Linked DNA regions of Homo sapiens: region 2 is linked to region 1. A link is an interaction called in ENCODE POLR2A ChIA-PET data of the cell type or tissue named here. Cell type or tissue: IMR-90. All regions are shown on one strand. Links, peaks and the distances in the headings refer to the core of each region. The heading gives the core; the rest is flanking DNA. Region 1 overlaps SOCS6 (suppressor of cytokine signaling 6). Region 2 overlaps DOK6 (docking protein 6).

Region 1 (4,405 bases), core at 241-4,240:
TATTTTAGTTCAGATCAAATAAGTTATTTGGCAGTGACAAATTAACTCTGAAATCTCAGTGCATGAATAGAGGTCTGTGTCTTGCTTTCACAAAGTCTGCTGTGGACGCCGCCTCCCTTGGCCTCTTCCTTTGGGTCCAATCTGCTTTCACCTACAGTTCCTGTCTGTTGTCCCCATGGCGGATGTGGGTGTATCTGCAGGTCGCACGCTGGTCACCATAGGCCAGAACCAGGCCTAGTCCCTGCAAGAATTCCAGACGCATGCAAGGGCACAAGGAGAGTCATTGAACTGTCAGTGGGGGTCATAGTTGTAAGTGTGTTTCCTCTTGGAATATTGCAGGCATTGCTCCGTTGTCGTCCGGTTTTCAGTGTTACTGTTAAGTCACATGCCGCCAGTTTCCCAGGCAGTTGTAAGCCATTTCTTTTCCCCCTGGAAGCTTTTGGGGGACTTTTGTGTTATTGCCTAAATACTAACATTTTACCATGGTGGGTCTGGTGATTGTTCTTTTCTACTTTGGATGTGCTGAGCATTCCACAGAGCTTTTCAGTCTATAAACTTATGTTTTTCAGTTCTAGAAAAACTATTAAAATGACTTTTATAATTTCTTCCCTTTCATTTTCTCATTTTCTTTCTTTTTTTTTTTTCTGTCTTAAGCTCTTCTTCATTGGACATAGGAACTCCTAAATCCGTCTACTTATTTTCTTAGCTTTTTTCTCCATTTTTCTTGTCTGTTGTTGTTGTTGTTGTTGTTGTTCTTTGGAGGGGAGTTCCCTCAATTTTTCTTTTATTGAATGTTTACTTTTTGGCTGTGGGAGTTTTGTTTTCTAACTGTTCTCCTCACCCCCTCTTTTTTAAACAAATAGCATCCGCCTCTCAGTTCAGATTTGTGAAACCTTTTCTCAGGCTGGTTTTTCGTCGTCTTCCTTTCCAGCAGTCTTAGATTTTGGTTTACTCCAGTTTGTTTTAGCCACTTAACACTGTTGTCATCTGCCGTAATTCGCTTTGTGATTTTCTTCGTTCCTGTGTTTTTGGGGAATGATGGAGATAAAGAAGTGTATGTTTAATCAGGAGGGTTTTTTTTTCCCTTCTTTTCAACAGTTTTTGTTTGTTTTGCTAGCATCAGTGAATATTAAACCCTTCGTTTTTGGGAAAACCAGATCTATTTTTTTCTTTAAATAAAAGTAGTGTTTTCAGTTAGTGCTCTCATGAAGCCACATCTGTGTCACTGAGTTCAATTAACTTAGTCGATGAAATGCCTGCTGATCTGTAGTGGGTGGTAACATAATTATTTTAATTTGGACTATTTTAAAAGCATCAAGAGATCGCATCTTTGGGAACCCACAATAAATGGTTACTTTTGGCAATCAGATTATTGTTTTATAATACAAGTAATCTTTTCATTTTGTAAGATTTTTATATTGTTTGCTTAATAGGGATATATTATTAAATTGAATAATTATTGCTTTCCAAGATTCCCTTCAGCGCTAATGATCAATGAATGAAGTTTATGTTGGCTCTTAATGTACATTTAATAACAAATTTCATGTGGATTACTTTTTGTTCCCCAAATCTGCTATTTAAAACTCCATTCTTCATTTGGATGTACTTTAGAAATGGGGAAAAGATTATTTTAACTGAAAACTCAAATTCTCTACTGCAAATTGAATGACAAAATCTTGTATGTTCTATGTGAAAGCATTTGAATAATGGGCAAATTGCTCTTTAAATTAGAGCTTTTGTGTTGATCTGAAGGCTCTGAGAGCAGTCATAACAGTTGTGTTATTTTTCAGTTAGTTTTACATGCATGTTGCCTTTCACAAGTTAGATATTTTTGCTTTAGTAGTTCATTACATTTAAGATATTTTAATATATAAACAAATTACTTTTAATCTTAAAGCAATGAAGAAACTATTAAAACACTTTGCTACAGTACAGAATAAAAACAAAACATCTTTGTTCATAATTTGTCAAATTCTGAAAGAATCTTACCTACTTGGTAGTTTATAATTCATGAGGTCATTCTTTTTCATAGACAATTAATGTGGTGAGATTTTTAGGGAATTTGCTATATTTTTAGTTAAAATAATTTTGTTTACATTAAAATGTTAAATAATTGTTTTTTAATTTGTCATTGTCAGCTATAATCATATATAGGTGAATGGTATTAAAAGAACTATATATAAGATAGTATTTTACATTTATCATTCTGGAGGTCAGGATGTATTATATATATATCAGAAAGTATTACAATAGCTGTTTCTAAGCCACCAACTGTAATTATACCTTAGCCAATAAGGTTGCAGATGTGGACATCATTAAGGATCTTACTAGTAGTAAGTTGGGGTGCTGTCTTTTCAGTGTGCAAATGATTTCCATTATCAATGTTGCCCAGGTCTCCACTGATTTAGAGTTAAGATACCTATATTAATTTGTTGAAAAGTGTCATAGTTATTTCATAGGAGTCTCAGGCCTGATACACACAGTGGTAAAGATAAAAGGCTGATTTATTTCTTGTGATGTGTTTCCAACACCAACAACCACTTCTTCAGTGTGAAAACTGAGTGTCCAGGCTGGGTGCGGTGGCTCACACCTGTAATCCCAACACTTTGGGAGGCCGAGGTGGGCGGATCACTTGAGGTCAGGAGTTCGAGACCAGCCTGACCAACGTGGCAAAACCCCGTGTCTACTAAAAATACAAAAATTAGCCAGGCACGGTGGCACATGCTGTAATCCCAGCTACTTGGGAGGCTGGAAGGAGAATCGCTTGAACCCGGGAGGTGGAGCTTACAGCGAGCCAAGATCATGCCATTGCACTCCAGCCTGGGCAACAAGAGCGACCCTCCGTCTTAAAAACAAAAAAAGAAAACTGAGTCCAACATTTCAGTTAATTCAGACCCTACCCAGAGTAAGTACAGTCCCCACAGGCAACGGGCTGAGTCCCATGAGACTGCCCCGTCCTCAGATGCCAGTCACAAGTCCCAGGCCTCTCATACTTCTGACCGACTGGCTACAAATCAGGGGTTCCCACTACCTCCTCAGATTAGATAATTTGCTGGATAAAACTCAGGAAAACATTATTATTAAGGGCACAACTCAGCAACAGCCCAGTAGAAGAGGTGCACGGAGCAAGCACGGGGGGACGTGGAGTTTCTGTGCCCTCCTAGGGTGGCCTCCTGCCCAGCTCACCCTTGTGTGTGCAAGGTCCCCGAATCTTGTAGTTAGAGTTTCTGTAGAACTCAATCTCTAATCCTTTCCTTTTCTCTTCATTTCTCTTCAGGATAGGGACGGGGGGTCGGTGCTGAAAGTTCCACACTCTAGGCACTGGGTCTCTGGGTGACCAGCCCCATCCAGAGGCCATCTAGGAGGGCCGCTTTTAATCACAGCGTTAGCATTAACAGTTGTGATTGAAAGGGGCTTGTTTTGAACAATAAAAAATATTTCTATCTCAGGAAATCCCAAAGATATAGGAACTGTGCCAGGAACTAGAGACAAAGATGAAATATGTCTTATATCACATTTCTTTGAATTGGTTAAGTGCAAATAAGACAACAAAAAATAATATAACCATTTATATAACACTTGTGTTAGGTGTTATAAATAATCTAGAGATGATTTAAAGTATGGGGAGGATGTACATAGGTTATATGCAAATACTATGACGTTTTATATAAGGGACTTGAGCATTCATAGCTTCTGTTATTCCTGGAGCCAATCCCCCATGAATACCGAGGGATGACCGTATACGTATAAAGACAGTGATGAATTGGCATATATATTTACTACTTCTTAAATGCAACTTGTTAAAATCTGAACTAAAAAATTAAGGAGAGGTGTGCAGTCATTTAATCAATTCTTTATTTTTTTTTTTCCTTAAGACTTAGTCTCTCTCTCGCCCAAGCTGGAGTGCAGTGGCATGATCTTGACTCACTGCAACCTCTGTCTCCTGGGTTCAGGTGATTCTCCTGCCTCAGACTCCCAAGTAGCTGGGATTACAGGCACCCACCACCACACCTGGTTAGTTTTTGTATTTTTTTAGTAGAGACAAAGTTTCACCACGTGGGCCAGGCTAGTCTCGAACACCTGACCTCAAGTGATCTGCCAGCCTCAGCCTCCCAAAGTGCTGGGATTACAGGTGTGAGCCACCGCGCCCAGCCTCATTAATCAATTCTTATAAGCCAACACAAAAAGCATTTTTACATGATTGACGTTATGAATATTTGTTTCATATTCAGTTTAATAATTGAATAAGAATGCATTGAATACAATTACAGTGAAGGATGCTTAGAAATGCTCATGGGAAAGTTGTTCATTGCTGGTTAGATATCTAAGTCCGTACATATTTTTATTTTCATTGAGTCAGAAGCTTTTAGAACTGGACATGATTTAGAGATTATCATGTATTTTA
Region 2 (4,405 bases), core at 335-4,334, 500 kb before region 1:
AAAGAAAGTGTTGGCTAATGGTGAGATCAAGGTGTTGACAGAAAGGCCAGCTAGTTGATTACCGCACCAGAGTTTCATAAAGTGACAATGCTTTAGTTCCACACAACTCCAGTGCCACTTTACATGTGTAATTATGGTTGCATTGACACCTATATCACAATCACAAAATAATGTTTTATTTTAAATACAATCTTTTTTAAAAGGGGAACTTAAGACTCCTAGGGATCTGAGGAAAGGGTTCAATGTAAAAATTTTCTTACTTTTAGGAAACATTGAATTAAATCATATAACTGGAACGTGACAGAGCCAGAATTTAAACCCAAGTTTTCAGAGTTCTTTTCACTACCAGAGAGAAAAGATTTCTTAGAAGAGATAGCACTTTCCCAACATCTTTTGCACATCTAGAGAGAAAGAAATAAGCACTATGGGAAAAACAAATGGTATTTTCATTGTTCCTTGAAAAAAATAACCCTACACCAAGAATTATAGGACAAAAGCCCAATGGGATATTAAAGTAAAAGCCACACTCAACGAAACTGAGGACTCTTTTCTTGTTTTGTTGAGATGCTGTGATATAGACATTAAGTTTAGCCAAATACTCCTCTTCCTATTTATTTTTATTTAACATCCCTGACAGAATTATGAAGCTTCAGATGAATACTCAGAGTGATAAACGACAGACTGCTCTCCCAACACCCTGAATGGAAATTTTTCATTTTGCTCAGTACATTTATGAAATAATCCTGTTATGTGTCTTATGGTGGTCATCACTTGGATCCTGCCTACTTTCCATGTCATTGGGGCCCCATTTTCACGTCTTCCCTCCCAAGCATCCCCAGTACTGTTCAGTTATACATAATTCTATCAAATACTCAAATTCCTTTTAGCTAGCTTTCTACAGAAGTATCTGCCTTTTGCACTGTTCTAGGGTAAGCACCCTGCCAGAGGTCTGCATTGATGTCATTAGCAAAAGGAGAAAGTAATTAAATGGAAAATGAATGCCTATTTTCAATTCCACCAAAATATGTTTTTTTAACCATTATGATTTTTCAGCTATAATATCCATTGTTTCTGTTTCGTTAAATGAGGTAGTACTTTCCCTTAGGAATACTGGCAGTGGGAACATTGACAATGTCTCTTATTTCACAGAATGGGATTTCAGAACAGATATGCCAAGTAAGTTGAGTAAGATTCCACTCCATCACCATACTCATCATATTCTACTTCCAGATAGGATGCAAAGCAGGGGTCCCAATCACCAGGCCAAAGACCAATACTGGTTTATGGCCTGTTAGAAACCAGGCCACAGAGCAGGTGAGCAGCGGGCAAGCTAGTGAAGCTTCATTTGTATTTGCAGCCGCTCCCCATCACTCACATTCCTACCTGAGCTCTACCTCCTGTCAGATCAGCGGCATGAGATTCTCAAAGGAGCATGAAGCATGAACCCTATTGTGAACTGCGCATGCGAGGGATTTAGGCTCCGTGCTCCTTATGAGAACCTAATGCCTGATGATCTGTCACTGTCTCCCATCACCCCCATATAGGACTGTCTAGCTGCAGGAAAACAAGCTTAGGGCTCCCACTGATTCCACATTATGGTGGGTTGTATAATAATTTCATTATATATTACAATGTAATAATAGAGATAAAGTGCAAAATAAATGTAATGCACTGGAATCATCCTGAAACCATCCCCCACCCTGATCCATGGAAAAATTGTCTTCCATGAAACTGGTCCCTGGTGCTAAAAGGTTGTGGGCGTCTGATATAGTTTCATTTACAATAACTCCATTATTCTTGGAGTTCGGACACCTGGGTTTTCAACCCAGTTTGGTCACTAACCTCTTAAACAACCAAGACAAGCGGATGATCATCTCTGAGCTGTACAGTTCTCATACAAGATAGACACCAGACGATGGCAAAGGCTGTTTAAGCTTTAAAATGCTTAGCCCTTCCATTTTTTTCATTCAGAATATGTTTTACAATGGGCATAGAAATCTTTCAGTCTTTAAAAACGTGATGAAGGATATGAGACTATTTCTATAGAGCTAAAAATATATTTATATTTTGAATTATGAAACAGTGTGTAGGAACATCTTACAAAACTTAATAGTAATATATTGAAAGACAGCATAACCCAGTTGCCAGAGAAAGCAGAAATCAAGACAAAGATCTTGGAACAACATTGTTTAATGTGAGAACAAGGTTCCAGTTCTCTGACGCCTGTATTCATTTAACAAATGTTTACTAAGCACCAACTGTGTGCTAGGCAAAAGGCCAGGCCCTCTTTTTAATAAAGTTCGTTCATGATACACACTGATTGATTTAATGACAGCCCGTTTGGGAATTTTCTCCATTTGGCTGGCAGGATAAATGGAATGTCTTGCAGCACTCAAAGTAAAGGTCTTTAAGGAGAAGTTTTATCTGCTTTTAACCACCTCCTAACAAGTGGGAAAGAAGAGAGAAACAACTCTATGTGTCTGTTCAGGTTTATTTTTCCTCTGAGTAATCAAACTGTGGAAAGCAGCTTTGACCACGTAGGGAAAGAGCCAGCCACTGAACTGTGATCCGAGCTCATCCTGTAACAGAGGGCCTGAGGCACTTTCTAGAAGAATGAGTTTTCTGCCTGAGTGTTTCTTTCAGAGAAGAGAGAAATGAAATGTCACAGCAATTATCTGGGCAGCGGCAGTGCAGGGAAAGCTGGCTGTGGCCAGAGTCCCAATTACTGGATTAGGCAGAGACGGATCTCAGCAACTCCTGTTGCTTCAAGGTGAGCTCAGTAACAGCGTGATGGAAAGGATGAAAATTCCAAAGAAGGGTCCTGGAAACTCACAAACGAGGCTGACTTGCTTTTGTGAGAAGGCTTTGGGATCCACATTTACAAACAATTTCTCTAATCCCCAGTTCTGCCATTCCACATAATGAGAAACTGTTACCAAAGGTCTGTCTGCAACGATAATAGCAGAGTGCCCTCCTTGCCCATTCCTTCCATTCTAATTAACTTCTTATTAATATACATAAGCCTAATACATGCTGGCCACAAGAGAGCAATTTCTATTCACTTTCACCTCTTTGCCAGCCTTCTAAGAACATGAGACAGCAGCATCTTTGATGGTACTTTGTCAGTAAGAGTTCTGATAGGTATTAACAAACCTATCCTTAAAAATAGAGTGTGCTGTGCACAAAACATAGCACACATCAATTTCAAAAAAAGACCAGTCTTTCTCATGAAATAAAGTTTATGGAAAGATTAAAGTCACTGGCAATGCCCCATCATGAATGAATTTAAAAAGTGTACCTGTCAAATTAGCTCGTGTGTACAAATACTAGACAAAGCACACATGTCCAGAAAAGAGGCACAGTCAATCTCCACAACTGTGAAGCCAGCTGCAGGACTCTGTGAGGCATTGGCTTGTAATTCTCATATGCTTGTTTCTTGAGTAGGCTAGAATATTGAAGTTATTTGATGTTACATAACTCCTCCTAAGGCTGATGTCTTGAAAAGAGGGTAAAGTTTAGATGAAATAAATCCTGAGTCTGATTCAATGTTTTTCTTTAGTAAGATTCTTGAAAAGAGCTTATATTTGATGAACTGACTAAGCTGGACTGTAGTGATAACTCTTTCTGGAAATTGTATCTGTCAATCTACTAATTTCTTTGAAGTTAATCGATTATTTCCAATTACTAACTTACCTCCTGATAGATGAAATTGCCTGTATTTATCAGGAAATAATTAGAAAGCAATACTTTACACCTGCACAAAACCTGCCCCAAATGATAGGGCTTCTCACCAACCGAAAGGAAGAATATAAATGATTTTAAATTTAATTATGTGTTGGCATTGCTCAGATATAACTCGTCTAAGATTCTTTGAGAAGAGTTACATCTTTTTTATGGTAATGAAATGCCACCATCACTGTAGTCGGATAATTTTACCCACTGAAAATGCATATTAAATGTGAAAAATATAAAGTTGTAAAGTTGTTAGAGTGTTGCCTCAGGAAGTTAACATCTTGAGATTATATTAACCTTTACAAAATACCCTCATACATTAAGGCAGAATATAAACAAAAGCAGAGGCAGTAATCCTCTATTTTGCTAACACAGGAAAAATAATAGCCCAGTTTTTAGTCTACTAATTTTTAAAATAATATACAGAATAAATTTGACATAAGTATTATTGCAAATCAGATGTCTTCTACTTATTTTATTAAGACTTTATCACTGTTTTCCCAATGAGATGTAATTTTTCCTCTTTTGAATTGCCATAACATTTTTTTCCTTCTTTTCTTATTTGGCACTTACTGTTTTCTATTTGATGTTACAGATAACATTGCATAGAGCTCTTAGGTTGTAATATTTTCTTACTTCCTCACAGTGCTATCACTAAGCCTTATATTGTATT

The links. Peaks named below come from ENCODE experiments on the same cell type or tissue, not always from the same donor. Only the 100,000 strongest peaks of a DNase experiment are listed, where the experiment ranks them.
Region 2: POLR2A ChIA-PET joins it to region 1 with 8 read pairs; 1 of 35 experiments calls an interaction of 5 or more read pairs at or near these places.

What each region holds. Positions count from the first base shown.
Region 1 is chr18:70,296,275-70,300,679 of GRCh38, forward strand. The region is part of intron 1 of SOCS6 (suppressor of cytokine signaling 6); the gene reads left to right. Among named protein-coding and RNA genes, the nearest start is that of SOCS6, 9.4 kb to the left of the region's middle. In IMR-90, for the core only: no CTCF peak of the experiment used is centred there; no DNase peak of the experiment used is centred there; H3K27ac peaks cover 208 bases.
Region 2 is chr18:69,793,382-69,797,786 of GRCh38, forward strand. All of the region lies in intron 7 of DOK6 (docking protein 6), which reads left to right. Among named protein-coding and RNA genes, the nearest start is that of CD226, 150 kb to the right of the region's middle. In IMR-90, for the core only: no CTCF peak of the experiment used is centred there; a DNase peak (open chromatin) is centred at 2,530.